Regions from separate parts of the Mus musculus genome. Here region 1 is linked to region 2. A link is a loop called in an ENCODE intact Hi-C map of the cell type or tissue named here. Cell type or tissue: left cerebral cortex. All regions are shown on one strand. Links, peaks and the distances in the headings refer to the core of each region. The heading gives the core; the rest is flanking DNA.

What was found. Peaks named below come from ENCODE experiments on the same cell type or tissue, not always from the same donor. Only the 100,000 strongest peaks of a DNase experiment are listed, where the experiment ranks them.
Region 1: it touches region 2 in a loop (4-fold over the local background); 2 of 42 quality-filtered maps call a loop at or near these places.

The regions. Positions count from the first base shown.
Region 1 is chr15:28,104,263-28,119,363 of GRCm38, forward strand. No RefSeq gene overlaps it. Among named protein-coding and RNA genes, the nearest start is that of Gm31458, 45 kb to the left of the region's middle. In left cerebral cortex, for the core only: no CTCF peak of the experiment used is centred there; a DNase peak (open chromatin) is centred at 5,865; H3K27ac peaks cover 289 bases.
Region 2 is chr15:28,018,927-28,034,027 of GRCm38, forward strand. Trio (triple functional domain (PTPRF interacting)) reads right to left here and starts at 6,922. Exons shown (of 57, transcript NM_001081302.1): 1 at 6,414-6,922. The coding sequence starts at 6,570. In left cerebral cortex, for the core only: a CTCF peak has its summit at 7,257; DNase peaks (open chromatin) are centred at 4,732, 5,697, 6,029 and 7,119; H3K4me3 peaks cover 3,341 bases; H3K27ac peaks cover 2,821 bases.

The DNA of each region.
Region 1 (15,101 bases), core at 2,433-10,432, 85 kb after region 2:
GTGGCTTTCTGTGGCTTGAAGGATAAAGTGGCTGATCACAGACAACACTGTCATGACGATTTCTGCTCATGTCCATGTGGGCCTTGACATTCCCCTTCCTCTCTTACAGTGAGGCCACCACCAGACGCCAATTTTGGTCAGTGGGAAGAGTAACTGAATTCACTTCTGGGACAGACTTTCAAGTTTACATGCCATGGTAGACTTCTGTCCTGCCTTGGTGGCTTTGTGTGAGTTACACATTGGACTGTGACCTGATAAAAAATTGTGTTGAAATTCTAACCCCCCCCCCCCTTTTTTTTTCTGGGAACGTGAGCTTGATTGGAAACAGGATCGATGTAGATATAACCCAGTAAGAGCTTACCGATAGGCCTAATGATAAGATTGATATCTTTGAAAAATTTAGAGAAATTAAGACATAGGCAGACAGAGAGAAGAAGGCAGATACATCGCAAGTTGGAGGCATTCTGCCTCAGCCCAGGGAAGAGCTGGACCATCAGACACTGGAAGACCTTAGGGAGGGTTGATTTCCAGATGTCACAGGGGTGATAAGATGCTGCTGCAGTAGATGTCTTATGGGTGGGAAGCAAAGACCTGCTGTGGTTAATTAAGTCACAGGGATTTAAGGATGTAGTTGTTACTGGAGCAAGCCTAGTCTATCTAGAAGAATCGGGTTCACTTGGACCTTTTCTGGAACATTTCCTTGCTATGCTGTTCCCTAATAATGTACCTGATGATTCTGGGGTTTGTTGTGGGTTATTGTTTTTGTTGAGAATGCTCTTCTTTTAAAATAAAAACTCCACTACTTATTTACTTAATTAATTACTTGATTGATTAAATGCGTGTTTGTGTGTCTGTGTGAGTGTGTATGGGAAGGAAATTGTTTGTTTGGTCTATACTTCTACATCATAGTCCACCATTGAAGGGAGTCAGGACAGGAACTTGAGCAGGGCAGGGACCTGGAGGCAGGAACTGATGCTGAGGCTATGGAGGGATGCTGCTTACTGGCTTGCTCATCATGGCTCACTCAGCTTGCTTTTTTATAGAACTCAGGTCCATCAGCCCATGGATGGTACCACCACAACATTGATCCTCATTGATCACTGTTTAAGAAAATGCCTTACAGGCTTGCCTACAGCCCAGTCTTATAGAAACGTTTTCTATTCTCAGCTAGGTGAGTATCTCCTCACAAATGACTCTAACTTGTGTCAAGTTGACTGAACAGAATCCCCAGTTCTTGGGTTGCTAAGCTTATAGCCTTTGACCGTGGTACATGCTGCTGCCAAGACACCTGATATAGCTTCTCCCTTCCCAGGGGACTTTATTCCAAGATGAGGGCACAGGACACAAATGCCTGGAGCTCTCATTTCAGTTACAAGGTGTGATCTGAACTATTTACTTCTACCCTCACCTGCTGAGCCTCCATCCTTCTGGCCTCCCTTTCTCTTTCCCTTTCTGTTTCCTCTTTTATGGTGTTTACTTTTTTATCTGTTTTCTGATGCATGGGGTTTGCCATCCCATTCCATCATATGTTCCTTCTCACTATTCAGTCTGATATCTGGCTTCAGGTCAGGAGCGATCATTTTCCAAATGTGTGTAGGCCCTTTCCCGCCTCCTCACCATTGATCAGGGAAAGCCAGAAGGTAGCAAGACTGAAGATCCAGTGATCCTTGATTCCTGCTAAAGAAACTCTTTCCATGAGACACAGGGGAAACAATTCACTCGAAACATACACATTTTTTTAGATTATTCTTGGCTTTTACTTAGTAGCTCTGATGAAAGGAAGTGGTCCCTGGCAGGAAGCTTCAGGGATGGCCCCAGGAAGGGGAGGAAGTGAGTCTGTGTTTTTGTCTCCTGCTGACCTTCCAGGGAGGCTTCTACTGCCCTCAGTCAGCTCCAGTGCTTATCTGAGTCCATTCTATTCCCCCGGAGTCCGGGAGTCCCACTTCCTTATGTCATTTCCTGCATCCTCTGGGGCCTCCTGGTTCTTCTGCAGTCTCTGCTCATGACTGAGATTCTGGACGGTCATTGCACAGCCATCCTCCTACCTCAGGTTTTCCATGCTGTTAAGCTCAGGAGTCGGTCAGGTGGTTGATCTGTGGCAAACCTTGGAGGCCTGAGGAGTCACAGGATCTGCTTTAGCCCACGTGGCTTTCACTGTTCCCCTGTAGGCAAGCCATTGCAGTTATTCCTTGAAAACATGAAACAGCTGCAAAATGTGTGGACCCCACGTGCGCTAGCACTGCCTTAGCGTCTGTGATTATTATTATTATTATTATTATTATTATTTTTTTTTTTTTTTGCGTCTGTGATTATTATGGAGTGGGTTCATTGGTCAGAAGTCTATCTCCGTAACCACAGTAGAGCCAGTATGGAAAAGATTTGCATGGCTTCCAAGAAAACATGAGTGAGAAAGAGAAGATAATTACTGCTTTGAGATAATTCTTCCTTTGCTTAATAACTCGCAATGGATCCATGACCGCTCAGTTTCAAAGCTCTTCTTAATCTTACATGTTTTGTGCTGCCTGCACTGTCACCTGTAGAAATAGTTCTAATCCAACAGCTTCTGAGTTGGCTGTTGTAGGAAGACTGATGAACTAGTGGAGCTCTGGGTCTATGGACAATGTCAATGGGGGCTGGGCATGCAGAATTTGATTTAAAGGCGACAAAGAATCTGTACTAAATCAAGAGATTGTAATCACCCACATATTTCCCACATATTGGCTCAGACCTCTTAGAAAGAACATAAAGGGGGCTTTAATAGTCAGGTAGCTATATCCTTTGCCTGTTTTAACGAATGGAGAGATCTGAGGCTCCCTGAGGTTAGTGCTTTAACTAAGCCTACACAGCAGCATTGTTGAGAATAGACCCTGGTCTTTCAACTGGAGAGCAGTCTATCCCAGGGTTCCTTGGTGTATATGATTATGGCAAGTCACTAGGCAAATACAATCTGGGAGGAGTAATATCTAAACTTCACCATCCACTCCTGAGGTTAGTGAGTTGTAGAAGAAGAAAGGGATTTGCTTGTTCTAGGGCAGCTCCATCCCGGAGAAAATTCCTCATGGATATTTTAATTTCCTAGCAGCGCTTGTCTTAGTTACTTTACTATGGCCATGAAAAGACAACATAACCAAGGGAGCTATAGAAGAAAGAGTTTATTAGGGCTCACACAGTTCCAGAGGGTTAGAGTCCATGGCCATCATGGCAATGAACATGACAGCATGAACAATTTGTGGGAGTCAGTTTATTTTCCACCACGTGAGACTTGGGGATCAAACTCAATGAGGTCACCAGGCTTGGCAGCAAGGGTCTATGCAAGGGTCTATACTTGCTGAGCCATCATCTTGAAGGCCCACATAGGAATTATGTGATAAGTGTAATTTAACGTACTGGTTATTATTTTAATGGAAGGTGTTGAGCTCACACTTTTGCATAGCCAAAGGAGTTATCTTACCTCTAAACTATATTCAGCTTCAATATAAAAGCTATTGATGATCTATTTTATATTATATGCTGAAGTTAAACTTTCATAATCTGGAAGATATTTTAAACTTTCAGCACCTCTTAACTTGGAGTGGCCCCTGATCCCTGTGCATGCTGGCCCCCAGCTGCACAGTATAGTGCTAAATCGTCTGTCCTGAGTAGTCATGTTTGTTATCTGGCCTCTGGATTCCTGTGATAAACTCCTATATTGAAAGATTCAGAGAAATCCCCATTCTTCATAATTGTATAGCTTATTAGACAAACCATATACTACCAGGGCGACAGAAAGAGGGTGCCCTGAATAGCTGTGAAGGAACATGCATTCCCCACCCCTTGACTGGCAGACAGAGACAAGAGCTCACTTTAGTTATAGATTTCCTGAAGTCATGGTAATGGGAGGAATCACTGAATGTCCTGTGGTGCCCAGTGGGCATGAAGAAAGTTGCAAGAGACTTGAGAAAATAAAGTGGATCTGTATCCAGAGGTGCTGGTGTGGAGGACCTGGAGTTTGATGCAGGATGAAAGCAGTCTTGTCAACTGTGCAAGTAAGAAAAGAGTCAATTAGCTTAAACTTCAGAATTCAACTTTGTATGAGACCGGGAAAGAGTTCCTTGGCACAGGGAAAATGTCGCAGAGATGTGTGTGTGTGTGTGTGTGTATGTGTGTGTGTGTGTGTGTGTGTGTGTGTGTGTGTGTGTGTGTGTGTGTGTGAGTGCTTTGGGGACATTAAAGGCAGCATAGATTTATCCTATCCCAGAGAAGTCTTTGGTGGAAGAGTGTAATGAATTAACACCTGCCTGAGCCCCATTAGCTCCAGAACCCAATAAAAGATTAAAAATTGTTGGTTGTAAAATATCTAGCTAAAAAATTGTCGCAGATCTCTGGGTCACAAACCTTAATGGGGAATACCAGAAACCCAAACGTTTAGTGGCTGCAACATAGAAGGAAATGAACTCACATCTGATTTACTTGGAATTTAAGAGAAAATGTAAGGAAAGGAATCTTTCTCAGAAGTTCTTCTTCATGCTTTTTACTTGAAAAGGACTAGTTTTCCCTGAGTGTACATCTGAAGATGCTACTGTTTCATCTATTACATTAAATCACATGTCTTTAGCTGGACTTTATGTTGTAAGATAATGCTACTGCAAAGCAGCTGCACCACATATAATGACAGCCATTCATTTCCTGCTTGTCTCTTTTAAACTGGGCAAATTGAAATTTTCCTATTTTTAAAAACCAGAGTTTTCACTAATGCTCCTCAGACACAGCTGGGTGAGACCATTTCAAGCAATCAAGAATCAGGGTCTCGAAAGCAGAGCGTGAGTGTGTCCACAAGATAAATTTTTATCCTTAAGATGGACACCTTTGAATTTTAATTTGAAGTCATCCTTGTAGAGGTACAGTTTATGTACAACAAAATGTATCTATTTGGGGAATACCATGTTATGTGAGTTTCGAAAAGTTCACATACATGTGTAACTAGCACCATAGTTAAAATTCCAAATTCCATCATCTAGAAAATTTCTTGATGGCTCAGGGTGGTCACTATTCCTTCAATCACTGGAAATTAATTTTTAGCTTCATGGTTTCCAAATTTTGCCATGGCCTTCTGGCACACTCCAGAAAAACTCAGTGTACCAAGGATATTTCATTTCATTTATTTAGTGAGCTGTCTCTGTCTGCCTGCCTGCCTATCTGTGTGTGTGTATGTGTGTGTGTGTGTGTGTCTGTTGCCCTCTGTATGTATGTGTATCCAGAAGATAAGATATAAAGAGAGGGTCCTTGAGCTGTCCTTGAACTCAAGTGTCCCCAGGTACTGCTGGTACTAAGATTTCAGGGATGAGTCACCATGTTCAGTTGGGTGCTTTAAATGATTGAGGAAAACACTGAGGCATCTGCAGACATAAGAGAACTATGTCAAAATTCCTTACGACTTATTGATTCACTAGGAAAAACTGTAGGGTATAACGTTTGGCTTAGGGTCACTAAACAAGAGTTACTGAGATATGCATGATGTTATTACATGTGTGAGGCTTGCTTTCTTTCTTTCTTTCTTTCTTTCTTTCTTTCTTTCTTTCTTTCTTTCTTTCTTTCTTTCTTTCTTTTATATTGCCAAGAAGTATTTTTGTGTAGAGATGAACACAACCTCATTCAAGACAGCTACTGAAAGCATTCGTATTCAGATCTTTTGAATAAACATGCGTTCACTTTTCTTGAGTAGATATGTAGCTGCAGAATTCCTGGGTCATATGCTAAGTGGATGTTTAACTTTTTAAGAACCTGCCAAACTGTTTTCCAAAGCAAATTCCCACCCCCAGTCGCTCTACTTCCTCACCAGCGCTTCAGTGCCAGCCTCTTTAATTTTAGACTCTAGTGGGTGTACGCTGCTAGCTCGCTGAGCCTTTCTCATTTGCATTTTTCTGATGACTAATGATGTTGCGAAGCTTTTCATGTGCCTGTTGTCCATTTGCATATCCCTTTCAGTAAAGTTTGTGGAAATCTTGTGCCCATTTAAAATCTGAGTGGTTTGCCTTCTTATAATTGAGCTATAAACATTTTATACGTTCTTAATACATGCCCACGGAGGGGAACGCATGTATGGAAATTTCTATTCTTGGGTGGCTTGCTTTTTCATGGTCTCCATAGTGTTTGTTACAAAGGAGGAGTCTTCAGCTTCCATGAGTTGAGAAAATGTCTTTGACGGTTAGTGGTTCTGTTTGTGTGTGTGTGTATCCTAAGAGCTTTTGTTTACTGTAAGCTCACAATGATCTCTCTCTCTCTCTCTCTCTCTCTCTCTCTCACACACACACACACACAATTTTATAGTCTTAAACTCTTATAAGTTCATGACACACTTGGGTTAGGTTTTTTGTGTGGCATGAGTGTGAGGTAAGGATACAGATCTTTTTTCTTTATGAAGCTGAGTTGGTCCAGCAGCCTCTATCGAAAGGCCTAGCTTCTTTCTGCTGGATTCTCTGTTACTTTACTGGAGCACTAATTAATCCCATCTGTGGCTCTATTGCTAGACTCCTTCACTTCCATTCTCCTTGACTGTCCTCTGTCATTTCTGTTCTCTTGATGACTATGGCTTTCTAGTGAGTGTTGAAATCCAGGTCATATAACTCCTTCAACTGTGTTCTTTCTTTTTCACATTTATTTTGGCTGAATTGTAAGCCCTTTGTAACAGGTCTGTACCTTTTAAAACAGTCCAGAATCTCTGGGATACTATCTCTAAAACGGTGTCCCTTGCTAGTATATAGGCCAAAGCACAGAGCAAAATCAACCATATCTCCCAGTCCTCAACTGTTACCAGGACTCAAGACACGTGGCAGAGCTTGCAAATCGGATGCATTCACATGAATCTTTGATTCTAAGTAAAGGGAGGTAAAGAACAGGATGGGTCTCTTCTATGTCCTTCAAGACAGGCACGACAAGCCAGCAGTACATTGATACCTCCTTGTCACTTGTTCCAGGGAATTCCTTCTGAAGCCTGGAACCCAGCGTGCCTGTTTGAGTCTTATAGACAACTCACTCCCCATTATAAACTGACTTTTATGATGGGGATACAAACTTCTTTTCTTAACAAGCAGCTACTGCAGATTCGATTGCTCTCGTTCAAAACCCCCAGCAAAGTCGTAGAGTCAACCTTGGTGCTGACCTGGTACCCTTCCTCTCTCAACACCAACCACTCCCCGAGTGTGAAACCTAAATCTGTCTGCTGTGTCCCTCCCCACTCTCCTGCCCAGGCAGACCACCATGGTCTCTCAATTTGAGTTTGGCAATAGCTTCCAATGCAGTGGTCCTCAACCTCCTCAATGCTGTGACCCTTTAATACAGTTCCTTATGCTGTGATGACCCTCAAACCACAAAGTTATTTTTGATGCTACTTCATAACTATAATTTTGCTACTGATATGAATCATAACATAAATATCTGATATGTAGAGTCCCTGTGGGAGTTACAACTCACAGGTTAACTGCTGCATTGGTGCAAATCAAATGTCGTCTATCTATATAACAGAATTTAAAATTTGCTTCAAGAAGAAATAACATTTAAATACAGGCTAGAACTTGAAAGTCATGCTAAATAAAAGCAGCAGACTCATGAGACCATAGGGAAGTATCCAGGATAGGTAAGTCCATTGAGATGGAAAACAGGGTTCTGGTGGCTGAGGGTGGGGAAGTGACTACTGGTGGAGCATCTTATGAACACTCTCTGGATGTGGATGATGGTTGTGCAATGTTATGAAGGCATCAATGACTTGAATTACTTTAAATTTGTTACATATATATCATCATCATCATCATCTTAGAAAAATCCATTCCTGATCAGGACTATGATAAGGAAATAATTTTTCAGAGCTATTCCCACCAAGACCCCCCCCCCCCATAACCCTTTCTTATCATGGCTCACCTTGAGCCCTTTTTTCTTTTCAGGAGAAGCACCCAGCTGCTATCGTCTGATATGTGAGGTCTCCTCGCAGACTTATGCATCTGAACACCCGGTTCTTGACCAGATGCTCAGTCCGGGAGGTGTGGAACCTCTAGGATAGGTTCCAATTGATAGATTTGGGACCTTTAGGATGGGGCTTGGAAGGTGACACGGTCTCATGTTGTGATCTGTGTTCTTTGCTTCTTGTCTACAGCTGTGATAAGAGGTCACATAGTTATATACTTCCATTTCCGCCACTACGGACTCTGCCAGAACTTCCCCACAGTCGTGGACTAAGACTTCTGAAACCTCAATAAATTCTTCTTCCCCACTTTAGGTTGTGTACTGGCTAGTTTTGTGTCAACTTGACACAGCTGGAGTTATCACAGAGAAAGGAGCTTCAGTTGAGGAAATGCCTCCATGAGATCCAACTGTAAGGCATTTTCTCAATTAGTGATCAAGGGGGAAAGCCCCCTTGTGGGTGGGACCATCTCTGGGCTGGTAGTTTTGGGTTCTATAAGAGAGCAGGCTGAGCAAGCCAGGGGAGGCAAGCCAGTAAAGAACATCCCTCCATGGCCTCTGCATCGGCTCCTGCTTTCTGACCTGCTTGAGTTCCAGTCCTGACTTCCTTGGTGATGAACAGCAGTATGGAAGTGTAAGCCGAATAAACCCTTTCCTCCCCAACTTGCTTCTTGGTCATGATGTTTGTGCAGGAATAGAAACCCTGACTAAGACAGGTTGCTTCTATCAGATCTTTTTGTGCAGCAAGGAGAAAACCATTTCGCACAGTATCTTTCTTCGATTTAACATTGGTGTGTGTAGGGGGCTCTAAGTATCCTAGAGACCACGGCTGTCCGTGTTTACCTTCAGCCCCCATCGGCTCTAGCCTCTGCTCACTGCTTAGTAGGACACTATTGCACTCTTCTTGGCTGTGTCTGTTCATCTTTGCTGACTGACTGAATTTAGACTCACCTAAGAAACACACCTGAACGTGTGTTTTTCCAGGAAGGGTTCAAATGCCAAAGCGATCCTTGGCTTGCACGTGGACAGCAGCACCACCTTAGGGGCTGGGGTGCCAGATTGAATGAAAAATGGAAAAAGAGGGATCTGAGCATTATCAGTTGTCTGTCTGTCCTTGCTGGCTGTAGATACAGCATGTCCAGTGGCCTCAGGCTTCCCGTGCCATGCCTTCCTAACATGGTGACGTCATCCCTTCTCAAAATGTGGGATTAAAAGTCCACATTCATTTCTTCAGTGCCTTTTGTCAAGGCACACATCCTTCCATCACAGATATGTGAAAGACGTATAATTTATGGGGCTAATGGGACGTCCTAAGTTGCATGAGGTAGGGTGTTTGATAATATGTGAGACTTTCTCTCTAAACCACAAGGCTTGGGCTTTGAACACTGTGTAGGGCTATTTTCTTCCTGTCTTCTTGTGGCAAAAGGACAGAGTGTGATGGGCTGCTTCTTGACTCTGAGTTGACCTCCATAACAATATGCTTTTTTTTTCCAACCTGGACTGTCTCCTTGGCAACCAAGTTAATCGTCACTCACACTTTCAACTCAAGTTCGCATTAATGCTTCTTATTAATGCTCAGTTTCAAATGGTTTGTTTCACTTGAAAAGAATCTGCAGAAGCTGCATTATTCGCTCTGTGGCTGATTTTTCTGCCATGCTTTTTTTTTAAAGGGTCCATTCAGATTTCCCCATGAATGTTTGAAAACACAGTTGGCAACTATATGCTGTACCTACTACGTGACAGACGTATTCTAAGGGCTTGGTGTACATTCATGTAATCTTTAAGATGACCTGTAACATATGCAGAGTGAACAATGAATCTTACAGATGAGCATAGTGGGGAGTTTGGAGGTCAAACTCCTCATCCACGTTCAACAGTGCATCATGTTGAACAACACTATCATGGTAGACTATGATGCAGAGTCATCTTTTAAAAACAGAATAGCATGCCTACTTGTTTTCCCAAAGGTTGATTCCCAGGGGAAGGAAATCTTCATTCAAAGGAATTGATATGGAGTCCTGGACCTGAGGTAGTTTGAGGGAAGGGAAGCTCCCATGAGAACTCCCCAGAGCCTCTCATGTAGGGTTCCTAGAACCAAAGTACAAAGTCTTTACTTTAACTGGCCATGTCGCACAGGCAAACCTAGTTAAGAAGCAGACTCTGGGGTCAGGCTGTCTCTGCCACCCAAATGTAGTCAGCAGGCCAATTACCTTGAAAATTTAAATCTGAGGCAGGCCGAGCTAAGAGGAAGTCATTTCTCTGAGAAAATGAGTGCCTTGATCGGACTTTGGATTTGGCTGTGATCTCTCAACCATAGCTCTCGACACACTGGAGACCGATTCATTCTTTATTGAGGATGGTTTGCCCTGTGCACTGTGGTATGCTTAGCTGGCATGCACCCTAGAGCCTGTAGCATCAGACCAGTTGTAAGACCTAAAATAGTTGCCTGATGTAGCCAGATATGTCCTTGGAGGCAAAAATCACACTGGTGGAGAAACAGTAGATTGGACATTGTTCTGTGACTCTATCATATGCAGTCGAGATTGCCAGCTTCATGAAACATTGCTTCATCTTCAGGTCGGTGATCTAGAATTTATTCCAAAATTCATTGTTTGAGAATTTCATACCCGATTGTAGTACATTTTGATCAAATCTTCTCCTCAGTATCTGGAGGAGTGAGATTTTAGACTCATCACTCAAATGTGCAGAAGGACAGCCTGACTTCTGCAATGTGTCACAGGTGTCTTTCCTTACTCGAAACAATCTCGGATACCATCATGCTCCATTTGCACTCAGAAAAGCAATCTCAGTCCTCAAGGTGATGCTGTGTTTTCTGGTGATGACAGAAGCCTCTTTTCAGTTATTTCTCAGCCACCTGCACGCTCCTGTCAGTCTCTCTCTGTCTCTGTCTCTGTCTCTCTCTGTCTCTGTCTCTCTCTGTTTCTGTCTCTCTCTGCCTGCCTCTCTCTCTCTGCCTGCCCCCTCCCTCCCTCTGTCTCTCTGCCTGCCTCTCTGTCTCTCTGTCTCTGTCTCTCTCTGTTTCTGTCTCTCTCTGCCTGCCTCTCTCTCTCTGCCTGCCCCCTCCCTCCCTCTGTCTCTCTGCCTGCCTCTCTATCTCTCTGTCTCTGTCTCACCTATGTGCTTTCTTTCTTCCTAAGTAGTCCTTGAGACATCTTTCTTTTTTCAGAGAATCCCACAAAGATGCAAGTACTGAGAGTGGGTACCAAGCGTCTCTCTCTTTAGAGGAGACTGGCAGGTACTCTCCTCACATCAACCAGTGTGCTCATGTACCCTCCTCTTCCCCCATTTACCATGGATTAAGTTCTTGAGCTCTCAAAGTGGAACCAAGCCTTGCCTTCCGTGGTAGAGCCAACTTTGTTCACCCCTTATTCTCCAACAATCCCTCCCTCTGTCTTTAGCATTACTTTTTTTTCTTTTCTTTTAATTAGATATTTTCTTTATTTACATTTCAAATGTTATCTCCTTTCCTGGTTTCCCCTCTGAAAACCCACTATCCTGTCCACGGTCCCCCTGCTCACCAACCCACCCACTCCCACTTCCTGGCCCTGACATTTCCCTACACTGAGGCATAGAACCTTCACAGGACCAAGGGCTTCTCCTCCCATTGATGACTGATGAGGCCATCCTTTGCTACATATGCAGCTGGAGCCATGACTCCCACCATGTGTAGTCTTTGGTTGGTGATTTAGTCCCTGGGAACTCTGGGGGTACTGGTTAGTTCATATTGTTGTTCCTCCTATGGTACTGCTAACCCCTTTAGCTCCTTGGGTTCTTTCTCTAGCTCCTTCATTGGGGACCCTGTGCTCAGTCCAATGGTAGACTGTGAGGATCCACCTCTGTATTTGTCAGGTACTGGTTGAGCCCCTCTGGAGAGAGCTATAACAGGCTTCTGTCAGCAAGTGCTTGTTGACATCCACAAAAGTGTCTGGGTTTGGTGATTGTATATGGGATGGATCACCAGATGAGGCAGTCTCTCAGAATTACTTTTTAATATACTTGTTCACTGTTCATAATTTTGTTGACCTCAGTTAGAATCCCGACCTACTTCTTTCATACTTATAGAAGGATGTCTACTTTTGTTGTCTTCATTCTCTTTCTTTATGTAGCATCTCTTAGGGTTAGGGAGATAGCTTAATCTATGCCATGTTTGTCATGCCAGCATGGAGACCTGAGTTTTGACACCCCCCCCCAGCACCCACCTAAATGCTGGGCATAGCAGTGCTTGTCTGTAATTTTTGCATCTGGGAGGCAGAGATGGGTAGCTCCTTGGTACTCACTAGCTAACCAGCCTAGAAAGATCCAATGAGCTCCAGGTCCAACAATAGATTCTTTCTCCAAAATAAGGTGAAGAGGGATTGAGGAACCTATCCATGCTGACCTTTACCCCCTGACACACGTGTGTATTAGTCCATGTGAACAAAGACACACTACAGACATATACACACATGCATGGGACTTCTTTTGTTGTGGTGGGTTGAATGAGAATGAAGCCATAGGCGCATGTATTTGAATGCTTAGTCACCAGAGAGTAAAATTGTTTAAGAAGGATTAGGAAATGTAGCCTTGTTGGAGGAGGTGTGTTGCTGCGAGTGGGCTTTGAAGTTTCAGAAACCCAGTGTCTGTCTGTCTGTCTGTCTGTCTGTCTGTCTGTCTCTCTGCCTGCTGCCTGTGGATCAGGATGTGAAGCTGGAAGCTGTTGCTCCAGCCCCGTGACTGTCTGCTTCCTGAAATAATAACTGTGGACTAACCCTTTAAAGCGGTAAGCGAGCGTCCAATGAAAAAAGCTTTCTATGCGTTGCCTTGGTTGAGGTGTCTCTGCACAGCAACAGGTCAGTAACTAAGAGAGTCGTGGTAAAATAATTCACAGACATGATACTGGTGGATGAGACAGTGTGGAAATGTGGATGTAACCGTGTGGAAGCGCATTATCATGGGAAGTTTAAGTACATTCGAAGTTTCATGCCATTTCAGCTCTATCCAGTTACAGAAATCTCATCACTCCAGGTGGAAATCCCATGCCCACTGGGAATCACCTCAGATTCTCCCACTTCTTAGAGCCTCCCAGTCCGTGGTAAACAAGAATCCCCCTCTCTGTCTCTATGGATTTATCTGGATTGGGTATTTCCTAGAGTAGAACCATTTACTATATGGTTCTTTGTGCCTGGCCTTCCAATGCCTTGATACTTGTGCTGGTTAATCTTAATTGTCAACTGGACTGTAGTGGGAATCAACTGGAACCCAAGTTTCGGTGCTTGTGGATGAAGGATTTTATATATATATATATATATATATATATATATATATATATATATATATATATATAAATTTTATTGTTTATTCACTTTGCATCCCACTCACTACCCCCTCCCCGCAGTCACCCCAGAAAACCCACCCTAAATCCAACAATACCTTCTGGTAGCAGCCCAGAGGTGGGGGAAAACATGGAAGGAAGAAACCTTACTTTTTGTCTGCTTGTCCTCATTTTTATTGGCAAGTTCACCTATTCTGTTGCTGTGGCCTGTACTACATTTAATTTCCTCAGGGTTCCAATGTAGGCTGAAGACCTCCAGGAATCCTAGGTCTCCAGCATTATGATGAAAAGGCTGGCATCTAGCCTCATGGACTAAGCAACTACTGTAGTCTCTGACCTTCTGCTGTCTGTCATCCAGCCACTGCTGGACTAGTTGTATCCTGTAAGCTGGTCTATCTAATAAATCCCCTTTTAACACATATACAAATATATGTTCTTTCTATCAGTTATGTTCGTTACAATAACGCTGAGTACAGTATATCTTTTCCATTTATGGCTGAACACCATTTCACTCTGTGGGTGTACTTACATTTTGTTGTTCAGTCATCTCTTGATGGACACTTGGGTTTGTTTCTCCTTTTTCTCTTTAAGTCCCCTTAGATAGGCTCCCACTTCCATCACTCCATGGAAGCCCTCATGCTTAGGGTAGCCCGTGCGTGATCTCTGACTCACGGTTAAGTCTCACCATCTCTTGGACTCGAGTTACTACTGCTCGTTCTGCCTGGTCACACCCTCTCCTGGGAGGACTTATCATGGTTCGGGCCAACCGTACACTTCCGGTCACGCTCTTTCCTGGGAGGACTTCTGGGGCAGGGGTGGGGGGAGAGGGTGGGACTCCACACTTCCTTGGGTTTCCTTCTCTTTTCCGGTTCCTTTTCTGTTTCTTCACACTGCTTTGCTATGTGAGTGTATTCCTAAAACCCCTCCCCCATCTATGATCTCAGTCCCCTGGTATAAATACCATTCACATTCAGATTTCTACTTCCACCTTGATGTCCTCTTCACTGTACACTCAACTTAAGTGTCATTCTGCTTACTCGGCACCTCTGTTTGGATGCCAGATAGTCATCATAGCTCTAACCTGTTCAAAATTAAAGATCAAAATTTAGCTGGGTCTCCTACAGCCTTCCTCATCTTAAGAACTGTTTTTTATGGTGGATGGAAATCTGGGAGTACAAGCTAGATGAACCCTTTCTTTGGCAAGTTGGTCAATGATTTGACACAGCACAGAAATCATGGAAGACAATTTTCTTAAAGGGACTCTTTATTATTCTGAAATCTTTAAAATCTCTTTTCTAATTGTATTCTAGCCATTTATAATTTTTTACTGTTGCATATCTGAACATGTTTAATATAAGGAAAAATTCCATTTCAAAAAAAGCAATACATACATATTTCATAGAAAAAAACCACTTTTTGGTTATAGTACTATTAAGAGCAAAATAGTTAATGCTTATTAAACAATTAGTCTTTACTTAAGTGATACTGACTGGTGATGATATGAAATGTCAAAACTGTAGGGTATCTGTGCAATAGAGCTTTCATTAAAAATTGCAGAATATTTAAATGGCATTCATGAAAAATCACTGATGTCAATTGTGTGCTGTTATTATTCACGTTCCATTCAGAGCATCCTCAGCCATGGTGAGGAAAGTGGAAAAGGTGCTTATGTTTTATCTGTTGGAGGACTGCTCTGTCATTTTCAAAATAAAGGTACTTATGTGCTAAAATAAAAAAAAAAAAAAGAACTGCAACTTTGCCTTTCAAATAGTTGAGATTAAAAACAAAATCTTCCTGAGGAGGGAGTGTAGCTGCAAGGTTGAAGTCATCCCGATCT
Region 2 (15,101 bases), core at 3,252-11,251:
CCTGGGGCACAAGAAGCTGACAGAGACATCTGCAACCCAGAACCACACCACATGCTGAAGAGGAGATCTGAGTTTTAAAGAGAGAGAGACATCTTACATGGGACCTGGCAAATCACAGCACCAAGTGGCCAGTGAATGAGAATACTAACAAACAGCCAGCTTTTCTTGGAGGGCAGGGCTGGTGTTAATGGCTCTTATGCAGTATTCAGAATAATAGGTATGTTTGGGGAGTCACTTTCTCTGTCTCTTTGTCTGTGTCTCTCTCTCTCTGCCTCTCTCTCTCTCTCTCTCTCTCTCTCTCTCTCACACACACACACACACACACAGACACACACAGAAGGGGGACTCATCTGGGGTTCCCTCTCTTCATGAACAGTGACAATCTATGTAATCCAGTATCCCCAAAACCAGAATTACTAAGAAGAGCTCCATTTTGCTAAAAATCTTGTGGATTTCCACCATCCATCTTTCCCTTCTCCTCATCAGAATATGAGACAAGTCGATACAAAGAGGATGATCTGCAAACAGGAAGACAGGAACAGCCCATCTCCAAATCCCTAGAAAGCTTGTTCAATGCCAGAAGTACAGAGGCACTGCAGTAAAAGTCACGAGAGCGGGAAAACTCAGAGCAGCAGCAATCAGAGCTGCCAGTGTTGCAATACTGGTGAGTCGTGCTTCAAGCCACCAATCTTACCTCTTACTTACATACCAGATGGCTTCCCGCAAGGCACACTTCTCATGGGAACCCAGGAAGGAACTTTTATTTTCGGAGAAAAAAACCAAATTGGGTGATATATCTAGTACATCACACTTGTCTATAGGTGACTTTGTAATCCCCTCCCAAGAGGATCTTAGACAAGGAGCTAGGAAGCTAAAAGTCAAGTACATTTGTCAACAAAAGATCTTTGGCCTGCAGAGCACATGTGGCCCTCAGACTAAACACTCCACAGGGGGCAAAGTCTCTGGAGAGAGACAATTCCAGAGGTCACCCTCTTCCTGCAGCTCTGCTCACTGCAGCCCAAGTGAACATCTCTCACCAGCTCTGTGACAAGCAATATAAACTTTCCCAAGAAAGCAGGCGGCTCCTTATTTGGATCTTAAGGGGCTTCCTTAGGTGGATAAAGAATAGAAAGGGGAAATTATGAAGTCAAAACACAGTTATGAAGGAAATTTAATGTGTCTACTATTGACTAAGAATTGCAAATGAACATTTACAGATTAACCATAAATGTTCAGAGGGAGATTTCCCATAAACAAGGAGGTCTTGCGTGTAAGGCCTAATCACATCACAACCTTGGGACAGCCTATTAGAGATACTGGTCTCTTTAAGCCAGCAGGGAGCTGAAGTATAGAAGGGGTTTGGTGGAGAGTTAGGTAAGGCAAAGTTACTTTAAAGGAAGGAGAATCTAACACCAGAAATCAGGAAAACTCAGGGACAGAAAGCAGAGGTGACAGCCACACACCCACACCTGTAGGGCCTTCCCCCACAGCCTTAGGCTGCTTTTTATCAATTCAGAGACACAGGCAGGGACTAAGCCAAAATGTGATAAAGCAGCCAGCTCTGCAGTGGTCACAGAAAAGCTCCTCATGGCCATTCCTGTGCCACTCCTTTGGTGACAGCTCCTCCTCTGAGAACTCTGAAAAGAAAGAAGAGCACTCTGGGAGGGAGCCAGGGTCTTGCTCCAGCTGTGGACCTCTCCTGGCCGCTGCATCTGATTCAATAAAGTGAAGATGCAAAGCACACCTGTCCTCCAGGCAGATGGCTCGGCCCCTGCCAGCTCACCAAAGGACAAGAGAAGCAGGAATGAGGGAAAGGACACCCAGGCAGGAAAGACATTCCACAGGAATTCAGAGAAGTGCCACTCAAATGCTTTCTTCCTTCAGTGTCCGAGCAGGACCTGTCTTCCTGCCGTCCTGTCAAGATAACACGCTCAAGGTAACCCTGGCCACGCCACTGTAGAGCTGATGAAGGATTGGAAGGTCACCGTTACTGCTTTTTATCGTCTAACACAGCTCGCTCCTATCAACATAAGTGATTTTTCTAGGTAAGTGTGGCTATTGATTAAGAATATGACTTCCCTCTGGAATCCTGCCAAGAATATGAGATTAAAATTTTATTTTCTTCGGCGCAGGAATAAAGTAAACAAAGTAAGTATCAGCTATGGCTCATTTAAGTCGATAACTTCAAACGTTACCTCTTGCTTTCCAGTATCCAAATCCATCATCATAACATTTAAAAAGTCTTTTTTAAAAGTACCTTAATTGTATTTTGTTAATCATACCTTTTTTTAAAAAATCACAATTAATACGCCTTTCACTTTGAACATCACCACAGACTTCATTTTAAAATCTTGGCGAAAAGTTCAGAGAGTTAAAAGAGCATGGGGGGGGGGGGGGAAATCAAGTAACATCCCACCTCAGTGAGTGAGTTTGCAATGTCTTGATGGAAGACTCCTTACTTTCCTCTGAAACAGCTTAGCTAGCCGTGACACCTAAAAAGGAGCGACCAACACACACTAGCACAGAGCATCCCCACTCCCCTGCCCCCAAGCTTTCCTCCTCAAAACACTCAGGGTACCAGGGACCTTCTTGAGAACACAATCTCTGTTTAGTACGTGAATGACCACAGCTTCCAAGCCTCAGAACTCGAATCTGACGCCCGCCACTTCCTCGGTACTAAGAGAATAAATATCAAGAAAAGCTTCCTCATCCTCCATATGAAAACCATCGCATCAACGCATAAAAAAAGCTTGCATGCTGCTCCCTCCCAAGGTGACACACTCACGTTGTCCTCCCTCGGTAAGCGTCGTCCTCCCTCGGTAAGCGAGGAGCTGCAGAGGCACCCAGAATGAGACTTACTAAGAAAGAAACCCCAGCGTGGTGGCCTCAGAAGAACCACAAACCTTTGTTCTCCACACGCATTCATTTAACGCCAACCAAAGCATGCCAGGCAGGTTAAAAATAATGCATTTATGTAAGTGCCCCCCCCCTCCCCAGCCTGTGCACACAGTCTTGCAAGGTTAAATACGGAGCTCTGAAAGAATGATTTACTGCCACAAGGACAGGGACCCAAAATAGATTGGCAATAAAAGTGATTGGTCCCAGGGGCGGTGAGAACTAATGTAAGCAACATCCTGGCCATGAGAGGCATCCAGGAAGGAGCACCGGTGTCCTATCAGACTTCTCAGCCCTGATCCCATCCCTACCCAGCTGCACTCTGGGAGAAAGTCACAGGAGCTCCCTGTAAGTCTGACTCCCTATCTGAAAAAAAAAAAAAAAAAAAAAGCTGGTCCAGCTCCAGTCTGTGACAGCTCTTTGTTTTGGTTTAGTTTTGAAATTTTCCTCATCTTTTTTTTTTCAGTGTCCCATTCTGAACAAAGAAAGGTGAAGTTCAAATTCCACTGACAAACAACAACAAAACCAAAAACCCTGATGGCTGCCTACTCAACCCACTTCAGCACCAGTCAGCTTGCCACTGTAGACCAAGCCTAAGTATAGTTGGTCAGGATTGCCAAAATGAACAAGGAACTTCCTTTAGTAGAGTGTTTAGCAGAGAAGGCCACAGCAGCAGAAGAGGGGAGAGCCTTAGTGGGACAGGTGTTGGGTGACTTAGTCCCCTTTTCTGTTTATTCCTTTCTTGCTTCTTTACTAAGCTTGTGCCTCTCTCTCTCTCTCTCTCTCTCTCTCTCTCTCTCTCTCTCTCTCTCTCTCTCGGAGCCATAGACTAAAACTGGTACCCATGGTTGGATGAAAAGGAAACTATGCCCTGGGACTTCAAGAGAGCTGAAAAAACAATGTGTGGGTACCCACAGTTCTGAAGGAACTAAACCTACAGAAAGAAGCACTCCCCAAGGGCAATCTCCTCCATGCTCGGGGTAGACATCCAGTCCCCAGCACCCACCCACCTGAATGCAGGCAGGTGGCAGCCTCTCTGCTGAACACACACCTCCACCGATGGGGTGGGGGAAGTGACACAGTAGCTCATTCTATTTTTGAGCTTCTCTGTTAAAAAGTTCTGTTTGAGCTGATAGCTTGTCCCTTCCATCCAACCATGGGTACCAGTTTTCAGTCTATGGCTACAAAAATAAAGCTTAATAAAGAAGCAAGAAAGGGATAAACAGAAGAGGGGACCAAATAACTACAGCTACAGGACTGAGAAGGAAAAGGTAAGCAATAGAACGTGCCCTGAGGACCAGGCTCAGGGACCTTGGAGAAGGTGCCTTGCCTCCCAGTCAACAGGGACGGATTTTCCCTGTCTGCACATCCTGAAGACAGAAGAGATGGATCTGACAACTCCTCCTTATTCACAGTCAATCAAATCTTTCCAGGAGGGCTCCTACCTGAACTGATCTCTTTCCAGGAGGTCTCCAACCAAGGCCACCCTTAAAACCATGATGTCTATGCTTCAAACTGACCAGCCCCTAGGTATCCTCTGCTAGACACACCAGCCTACATGCCAACCACTGAGATCTGGGGCAAGGATTCAGAGTGGAGGGTGAAATGAAATTCTAAAGGGGGATGGGACAACTCTGAAACCAACTGAAAATCTGCGCTGGCTCCTTCAAGTCACTTTGGAGGTGGAATAAAGGAAACAAGGCAGTAAGCGGCTTTACCTGATCAGGAACTCTAAAACGAACGAGCTACCCAGGACTACGAACAGTAAGAGCAGAGCCCAGAGTGAAGAGAGGCAATCAAGACCAGCATGTCTTTGGAGAATCTTGGAAACAAGTCATTCCTGAACTGTGCATTAAGCCATAAGGGGAAAAAAAAAATCCACCTCTAGGACGCAAGAACATTGGGAAGATGAATTCTGCACAAAACCATTTAGTCTGTGACAGGTGATGGAAAAAAAGAAAGAATGGTGGCTTTGGGCCATGCCTCCAGCCAGTCACACACTAAAAAATAAATAATACATTGTTAAAAACCGTTAAAGCTTTCATTTGAAGGAGTTCATGTCTTTCTAAACCTCAGCTTTCTACAAGGCCCTCACCGGAGAGGGAGAGCTGGAAAGAGCACACTAAACCCAAGTTGACACAGTCGAGACGGAACGTGTCACTTCTCTTCATAACCAATCGGTTAAGACGAATCAAAAATAACCCTGCCAGACAAAGATCAAGAAGACAGAACTAAACCAGGTGTCTAACGGCCCAGAAGTTATCTGCCTCGCCCAAGGCTGGTCGCTTCAATTGCTAGCTCCTAATGACCTGGACTGCGGCCCTGATCTCTTCCAGTTTGGGACCTGACTTTGAAAGAGGCCACTGAGACCCTGAGCTGTCAGCCTCCCGCGCTCACCCCGGTGCAGGCCGCTCACCAGACCCCGAGGCTCTCCGTCCTCCCGGAGGCGGGCAAACAGCCTCCCCGCGCCCTCCCTGGCCCGCCCGTCCGTCCGGATCCTGACCTGGGCCGCCCTCTCTGGCTCTCCAGCGCGGAGTCTGCATCCTCACTCCCAAGCCTGGCCGGCCAGGGACTGCTCTCCGAACTGCAGGCCCCCGGCCGCCGCTGCCCTCCGCCGCCTCCCGGACGCGCAAGCAAACCGGACTGCACGCAGGGACGCGCGGACGCGAGCCGGGCTCGCGCGGGATCTGGGCCGGGCCGGGCTTGGAGGAGGCGCCGTTACCGGGGTCCCCGGGACGCCCCGTCACGCCCCCTGCGCAGCACACCAGCGCCCCTCCCGCCCGCCGGGCTCCGGGCTAGCCTCCTCCTCGGCCACCTCCGGCTCGCCAGAGCGGACCCTAAACTGCCCCTCACTGCCTCCAGGTCCACGCCACCCACGCAGTGCCCGCCAGCCCTGGTCCCACGCCTCTCCCAAGGGCCACCACGGTCCCAGATGTCCTTCCCGGGCCTCCCCCAGAAACAATGGCTCGACCCGACCGCCGCCTCAGCTCGGCCACCGTCCTCGGTTCCTGGGCTGAGGTGCGATGGCTGCCCCGTTTCACAGAACCGTACACCAAGGCTGGATGACAGGCTAGAGCCCCGAGTCGGGACACTCGCTGATAATGGGGTTGGTGGTCCAGCTACCAGCGGCCCAAAAGCTATTACAGGGCAGAGCTGCTGTCCCCGGTCCCGGTGAGCTCGTCCTCCGGGACACCGGCCTCCGCCCACGCCGTCCCCGCCGCCGCCTCCTCGGCCCTCCAGCAAGAGACAAAGAGCCGGCGCCCCTACCCGCGGGGCCGTGGCCGCTGAAACGGGAGGCCGAGGGGTGTCTAGCCTGGCACGAGGGGCGAGCGCCGGGAAAGCGAGTGAAGGCGCCCGGGACGAGCCGCAGCACAAGGGCGGCGTGGGTAACCTGACACGCCGGCGTGGATCGCAGAGCCCCGATGCGGCGACAGGGACGAGAGCGCGCAGGGCTATACCGGGCCGGAGATCCGGGCGCGCCGGGCCGGCCGAGCGCGCGGGGCAACCGCGGTACTCACCGGATCGGAAGAAGGCCGCGATGTCGGCTAGGTCCTTGGCGGCCTCCTCGGCGCCCTCGCCGGCGCCGCCCCCGCAGCCGGAGCCCGCCGCGCTGGCCGCTGCCGCGGGGCCGGAGGACGCGGCCGGGGCGGTGGCACCGCCGCTGCTGCCGCTCATGGCTTCGGCGGCGGACGAGCCCGCCTCGGGCCCCGCGCCCCTAGCTCCGCGCACCCAGCCGCCTGCGCCTGGCCTGGCGGCGCCGAGCACCCAGCTGCCCGCGCCCGGCGCGCGGACGCACAGCCCCGGGGCGGCGGGCGGCGGCGGCTCGGCCCGAGGAGCGCGCCCACATAGACGAGGACACCGCCCGGGAGCCGCGAGCCTGGCGCGGAGCGGGCGCGCGGAGCCACGGCCTCGGCGTGGCCGGCCGGGGCACGGGCAGCGGCGCGGACACGCGAGGGCGGGGGCCGGGGCTGCGAAGCTCCGCGATCACGAACGCCGGCGGCAGCAGCGAGCCTCCATCTTGCTTTCCGACGGGGAAGGAAGGAGGGGGAGGGAGAAATCACGGCCGAGGGAGCCCGGGTGAAAGGAAAGGGAGAGCAGGGAAAGGAGAGGAAGGAAAAAGAGGGGCTTCGGGAATTTCCGGAGAGCTTCGTTAGCGGCCGGAGCGTGGGCTCGGCTGGTGGGCGGGGCCTTTTGTGGGCGGGTCCTGGAGGGGCGGAGCCGCGCCTGGGAGCCCGGAGGGCGAAATGGAGTGGCTGAGAGAGAACGTGGAGCGGGCCAGGTCTCCTCCTCCAGGGCTGCTCCAAACCTGGGAGGAGCAGGAACAAGTGTGACCGAGCCACACTGGCCTTCCAGGACGGGCACTGCGCCCCCTGCCAGGACTCTCGCGCCTGCACTGCAAGCGGTCCTAGCGCTGGAGCGTTTTCATTATTATTTATGTCACCCGCGGGGCCGAGCGACCAGGATATGGAGCTGGTGTGGCCTTCGCAGGCACAGCGCTGTCACTGGCATGTAGAAGGGGCGGGATAATTGTTGAATGAGCAGAGAGGCAGTGAAAACAGATTATCTGCTCTAGTCTACCGTCTCCTTGTATGTAAAAAGCAGGCGCGAGAGAGGGGGTGCTTGCGGGGAATCCCCATCTCCCAAGTGTGCTGGGTCCTCAGGCTACCCAGATGTAGTGGGAAGATGATGGAGGCAGGGGAGACCAGAGGAAAGGGACTTTTAAAGAAAATGTACGTTAAATCAGATGTGTGGAATATCAAATTCTGCTTTATGTCACGGCTGCAAGATGAGTGCAGTGAAGGAATGGGCGCCGGGTAATTGAGAATCACATGCAGGAGAAAACAGATCAACAAATTCCATCAAACTACACCCCGCACCTATGTTTAACGGGAGAACGATGATTAAGTGACCACCAGATCTTTTCCCCTTGGCAGTCTCAGACAAGCAAGGGAAAAGGGCTAGAAGGCTTGGTTTCGGTCAGGATGAAGTTTGAAGACACCCATAGGAATTTGTGTTCACCTTGCAATAGGTGTGTGTAAAGATCTACAGCTGTGTGCTTATATTTTGGACCGCATGATAGTACATATGCCTGTATTTTCTTGCTCTGTCAATTAATTGGCCCTGGAAACACCTAGCGTTTTGATGACTGTCTCTCTGCCTCTCATGTGTGCCTGCACGCACTATCGACATTTGTGTTTTGGGTCTGTGTTTATATGAATACAAGAGGTAGGTACCCAGTGTCTAACTCAGTCATCCACTTCTCACCTTAGTTTTTTTGGAGCAGAGTCTCTCACTGAATCTGGAGTTCCTTGGTTAGTTAGACAGTTGACTAGCAATACATAAAGATCCTCCCATCTCTGCCTCCCTAGTGCCCAAGCTGCAGTAAAAAGCTGGAATACCGAGGAACTGAATTCAGGTTCCCATGCTTGCAGAGTAAGTATTTTACCACAGATGGAGCGTTTCTATGGTTCTCAGATCTTGTTTTTAATACTTTCCTCCAATTAAAGGAATTCAGGCTCTTTGGGAAAATGGGTGATTCTGGTAGTGGGGCAGGAAGTATTTAACATGAGCACCCTGTTGTGCCAGAAGGTAAGGAAATGACTTCCCAAGGGGGGGGGGGGGAAGCAGCACAGAAAAAGATTACCCAGGACACAAAGGAAACAGTCGAAAGAGCTCTTCATGGCCCAAGCCAGAACAATTTCAGAAAGACAACATAGCACTGTTTGATTACAAGCAAAAAAAATAAATAAATATTTTTGAGTCCATACTGATGTAAAGGAATAAGCAAATGGGGTAGAAGTGACAAAGGCAGAAGTACAAGTAACTTAGGTAGAGATTGTCCCGAGTGAGACAGAGCAGAACTCCCCTCTCGCAGGGTACAGGCTGCACACTACCTTCCAAAGAGAACAAAACTGGTAAGGAACTTTCTAACAGAGAAACCATTACTCTGCCCCAGCCCGTTGATCAAGGTGAACTTAAGAATCAGTAAGTCACCTTGACACTGTGTTCTAGATATAATAAAAGTGGCAGTGTTCCTCCCTGTGCCTCCCCTCCAAAACTCCAAGCTCCAAATGAAGATAACAGCATCCTATGAATGAGGCACTTCCTATAAATTACCTCACCAGCACTCTCCCAGACTTTCAAGGTCAGCAAAAATAAGAAAAGGCAAACAGATAGTTGTAGAATGCTGCGAGAACCATGGGATGGTGTTAGAACTCAGTGCAGTGTGGTGGTTTGCTCGTGTTGTTTTGTTCTGTGACAGGTTTTCCATCCATGGCCCAAGCTGGCCTTGAACTCTCCATTCTCTTACATGGGCCTCCCAAGTACGTTTACTAGATGTGTAAGTACAAACAAATCAGTTGTGTGCCACCACATTTGGCTCAGTGTAGTGGTCTTGATGGGTCTCAAAAGAACTCCTGAGATTTAAACTGAGTAAATCTGAATAGCGTGTTGGGGTATTAGTCAATAACACCAAATCCATAGTAAGCGAGAAACTAGACCTGGGGTTCATGGGAGCTCTCTCCACAACTTCTTAGTAAATGTCTATCTCATTTTAAGATTAAAAAGTATATTTAAAGCTTACTTTTAATCAGATGAGCAGCCTCTTACAAAAGTAATTCAAGTCAGCAAGTCCACAATCTCACAGCTCTTCAACTCAGGTGTGTTGACGATGCTTCTCTTAATTCATATCGATAACTTCTTTCTCTCTTTACATAGCTCCCAGAGGCTTCCGAGTGAAAAATATAGATAACGTACCCGATCCTTGAACATGAAGAACCATGCTGGCATATCTGTTCCTGTAACCTGGACATCCTGCCTAGATGGTTGGCATTGTTGAGGCCAGATTGTAGACATTGCTGAGGCTACATTGTGGGCATTGCTGAGGCTGGTCCTTACTGTGTGCCTTACCCACTCATGGGAACTTGGGTCGGCTGGCAGCCATCAGGGGAAATACTCAGCTGCTCACTGTGGTGCTCAGTCCCAACCCAAACCCAGAGTCTTAGATCCTCAAGACCTCCTGACACAGGCTTTCTTAGAGGCTCACTTTAAGACTTAACGCTACCCATCTCTACCCGCAAACCCCATGAAACAATATTTATCCTTTTTGAACTCCAGTATTTTTTCATTTATTCTTCTTTGTCTATTAGCTTCGGTGTAGCCTTTCTATTCTTAAAGAGAATGGCTTTTAGTATCCAACAAACTTCTCTTTTTCAGTTCTCCCTCCCAGAGATTCTAAAAGCGTCTCTTAAAATTCAAAGCCAGTGCCAACATTTTTCTTTGTATCCTTCCCATAATAATTCCCACCTTGGGCTGGTATATAAAACTGTGGAGAGAAGTTTAAACGTTGAGGGAAAATGAAGATGTTTTGAATGAGAAGGATATATTAGATGGTCTCATGCTGACTGACAGCTTGTTGGTGCTGAACCTAGGAAGTGACAGATGGGGAAGGCTAACTCCCTTTGGAAGGTTCCTGGGTGGGTCAGATTCAGGGTTCTGGGAGATGGTCTTAAGAGAAATGCAAGGGAGTCACATTACTGCTCCGGGCCTTGGGGCTTGGAATGGGCAGGGAATGACTGGGGTGTATTTGGCAAGAAAAGATCTCTATTCTAGGAATAGAAATTCTGCCCAATTCTTCTATCTCAGGTACTCCGACCAAGAAAGGAATGAGAGAGAATTTTTGTGTGAGTATGGTACACACATGCAGGCTGTCCCTGACATCTGAGCATGTGCAGGGAGATCTAAACAGGGTTTCACGACAGCTGCTGTTGATCCTACCCAACCTTCAAAATCCGGCTCCAGTTTCATCTGCTTTCATGAAGCTCCTACATGACTCAAGTTGATCTCTCCCTGCTCTGAGTTGCCCATCAGTCATTTGGGTACTTAATCGTGTGCCACGTTCTATGATTTCCAAGATTCGTCTTCAACGTCTTGCCTAGGAGATGAAGTAATTCTTTGCAATTGGCATGCAGATGCCAGTGTGCTTCTTGTGTACCTGGAGTTATATGAGGCCTGAAGACAGGAGACAAAATGCACAACATGAGCTGTGGTAGACAGTGCAACAGCCACAGAGACAGTGCTGTTCTCCTTGGTGGACATCAAGCCCCGCTAAAAACCTGTGTTTCCCAACTCTGGTGTTCATGTAACTGGGTACTGATCCCCATGAGCTACAAGCAGAAAAGGGCAGATTTATCATCTGTGTGCTCTTTGTCCTTTGAGTCCAACCTTTAGGAACACCAGCATACTGACGAAGGGGCCACAGTGAGACTATGAAGCAGAGCATATGGTGCAAGAAAATGACTGGTTGTAAGACAAGAAAATAAAGACCCTGCCACGGTCACATGGCTGATATGTCTGGTGTTAAACTGTATGCCACCCAGCCTCCTCTTCCTTACTAGGCCAATCAGTTCATATATGGGTGTGGGTGCATGTATGTTGCGCTATGCACACACGTGTATGAAGTTCAGAAGTCCACGTTGGTTGTCTTCATTGACCTATCACCCCCACCACACATTTGCAGTGTAGTCTCTCACTGAACCTGGAGGTCACTGATTCAGCCAGACCAGCTGCCCAGTAAGCTCCAGATATCCTCCTGTGTCCACTTCCCCGGTGCTGGGATCAGCAGTACAAAATCACCATGTAAGTGGCTTAAAAAAAAAAAAAGATTTATTTATTATTGTATGTAAGTACACTGTAGCTGTCTTCAGACATAGCAGTAGAGGGCATCCTATCTCATTACAGACAGTTGTGAGTTACCATGTGGTTGCTGGGATTTGAACTCAGGACCCCTGGAAGAGTAGTCAGTGCTCTTAACCACTGAGCCATCTCTCCAGCCCCGTCCCCCTTTTTATGTAGGTGCTAGAGATCTGAACTCAGGCTCTCATGATTGTGTAGCCAGCATTGCTGACTGAGCCTCTCCTATGGGCCCATGCTCCTATGGGTCCCTTATTGATGTTTCTCACGTATTTTTTTTTCCCACCAAGGGAACTCTTCGAGGTGAGTGAAAAAGCAGGAGACAGTTACTTCCTTGAGAGTCTGGGAGGTGACTGCAAGAAGCCATCGAACAGCAAACATGTCTTTGAATTGGAAAGTCTTTTCTTCTAAACGAAGGTGAAATGTTTTCTTCTTCTCATTCATTTGCATGTATTTTAATATAAATATTATGTCTTAACTTGTATCCTAGTTGATATGGGTACAGCTATATATCTCCCACTCCCCCCCCTCCCCCAAAGTATGCTAAACTCATAACTCTGAATACCTTACAATGCAACTCTATTTAGAAATAAGGCCATGACAGATGTGATTATTCAAGTTTGGGGTCATGCTCAAGTGATATTCTTGTAAGAGGGTGGCCTGCTGAGGGCAAACTTGGAGAATGCCAAAAGCTATTGGCAAATCAACAAATCAACGAAGAGCCTAGCAAGGGTTTTTCTATTGGTTTCAGAAAGATCCTTGCCCTGCCCAAGTATGATTCAGACTTGTAGACTAAAGAAGTCTGAGATCTCTAGAAGCCTGGGGTGATAAACTTCTATCGTTAAAGTCTCCTGGTTCATAGTACTTCACAGTCGTGGTAACCCCAGAAAATTGATACATAGGCCACTACACATATCTAGTATTTTGGGGTTATTTGGAGTGACTCTGCTATTTTAGGAACAGAGTCATCTTGTGGATAGTATTTGTTGGATGACTATGACATCCAAAAATAAATAAATAAATAAATAAAAAGAAAGAAAGAAAGAAAGAAAGAAAGAAAGAAAGAAAGGAACAAAAGAATGTAGGAAATTCAACTTAACAAGTGGCTATAGGAATAGATGTGAATGAAAACACGTTGTGGAAACCTCCAGTTGGTACAACTGTTGGCCACAGTGTAGAACCTGGATTCTTCTGCTCTTTGCTACTATAACCTGATACTTACTCTTGGCTTTCTTGTGAGCGAAAGGGGATTGCTTTGCTCACAGTTTTAAAGGTCTAGAATCTGGATCGGATAGTCCCATTAGTCTGGGCTCTGGTGAGGCACCCTGGCTACATGATATTGCAGTGGATGGGGTCATAACTTGAGCCTGTGTGAGAAGAAGAAGACAGGGATCCCAGGAAGGTAACTACGTTGATCTCTTATGGAACCCTCTCCAAAGATCTAGCCTGGGTCCCGTGAGAACTATACTAACTTACAACTGCTGTGCCTGGTGACCTAGTTATTTTGCACTAGTGCATGTCTCTTAAAGGTTCCATCCGACCTCTCAGTACTGGGAACCAGCTTCCAACACATGGACCTTTAAGGAACATATCCCAACTGCATCCAAATTGTTCATAGCTACAAATCTGAATTCAGAGGTATAGACCACCATGGGCCTCTAGACTTGCCTAGTTCACCAAGGGTGTGAACCCAGAGAGTGAGTGCTCACAATGTACAGGCATGGGTGGATCCATGGCTCTCCAGTTGGTGCCGAGCCAGATTAAGGAACATGAGCGAAGAGGTGCTAACCTTCAGAACCTTGGCCTCTCCATATGCAAGAGTCATGCTAAGTCAGTTCAGCAAAACAACCAGATAAATCTGCATTCTTAGACTTCTCTGGTTGGGGGGGACCATAAAGCTACAAAGCTGGAAAGGCCCAAGGTAGAGACCAGCCTGCACTGCTCTGCATCTCCCTTCAAAAATATGGAGACCCAAAAATCGCTCATTGACTCTCAAGATTGTTTGATAAATGTTTTTAATACCATTGTTCTTTCCAGCATTTGAAATACCTCTGAATATACAAAGCCAGCAGAAGAGGGGGTTAGGAGCAATGAAGCTGGGGAAGCTGGGTAGACAGAGCCAAATAGGAGGTAGATGGTGAAGTAGACAGAGAGAAAGATGTACATATGTGTACTATGGTTAGTCTCAATTATGAACTTGAGGAGATCTAGAATCATCTCGGGGGACAAGCCTCTGGGCATGCCTGTGGGAGATCTGGGTGCATTCATTCATCACTCTGCTCCTGGGCTGCAGTTGCAATGTGACCCACGGTCTCCAGTTCCTGCTGCTGTGATTTTCCTACCTCAATTGATAACTTCCAACTGTGACCCAAATGATCCTTAATGTTTGTTAAGTTGCTTTTGCCAGGGCACTTTATCACAGCAATGGGTAAAGTCACCAAGACAGCATGTGCATGTGTATATGTGTGTACCTGTGCCACTGCCTGGCTGCCTTTGGGCTATTAACTGATGGAAGACTCGGTCTAGTAGCAGAGAAAAAGCAACAATACCAGAATGGAAAGATAAAAGGAGCTTCAGCTCTGGAATGTGCTTAACCTTGGATCTTGCTGAGTTTTGTTATTACTGTTATATAAATGAGAACAGTATTATATACATTTATATAAACTATTATATTAATGAGCATTAGAAGGCTCATTCTTTGTATTTACTGGCTCATCTTCAAACTGGTCAATGTCCAAAACTGCTGGCTTCCACTTCCCTGCAAGTAACTTTAAAAACTCCAAATTGATACTGTGTTTTTCCCCCCTTCTACATTTGCTACAGTTGCAGAATCTGAAATCCTACTGAGAAAGATCCACTGTCCCTGACCAACTTTTGGTCTTCAGAATTTCTCAGCAAGGGATAAATACACCCAGGAGTCCCTAACACCTTAAACCTGTATCCCTTAATCCCTCCTAGAGAAGACTGTCGGCTTAGCAGAGCATCAGCTCAGAGTAATACCAGATAAAGAAGGGAAAAGGCCATTGAAAGTTACCAGGAAGAAAAGCATCTATGTTGCTTTTGTACAGAACGGGTCTTGCTAATGTGAGGACAGTGGTTACGCACCAAGCCATCTCAGTTCCTTCTGCACAGGGAAAGCCATGTAAAGACTTCATATACAACCAGGGCAATGGCGGCACAAGCCTTTGATCCCAGCACTTAGGAGGAAGAGGCAGGCAGATATTGCTCAGTGAGTTTGAGGATAGCCTGGTCCTAGGCTACACAGAGAAACCCCGTCTCAAAACAAAACAAAACAAAACAAAAACAAATAAACCTTCATGTCCAGGTTGGGGCTATTACAGAAGACTTGACTTTTACAGCAAACAATTGCTTAGTCCTTACTATGTCATCTGCCAGAGTGAACAAAATGAGCCAGACTTCTCACCTCATAGGCTGACTTTCCACTGGGGGAGGGGGAGATCAAGGTGTCTGCCAGATAATAACAAGAAGAGTGATCCATGCAGCAAAGGAAGGGG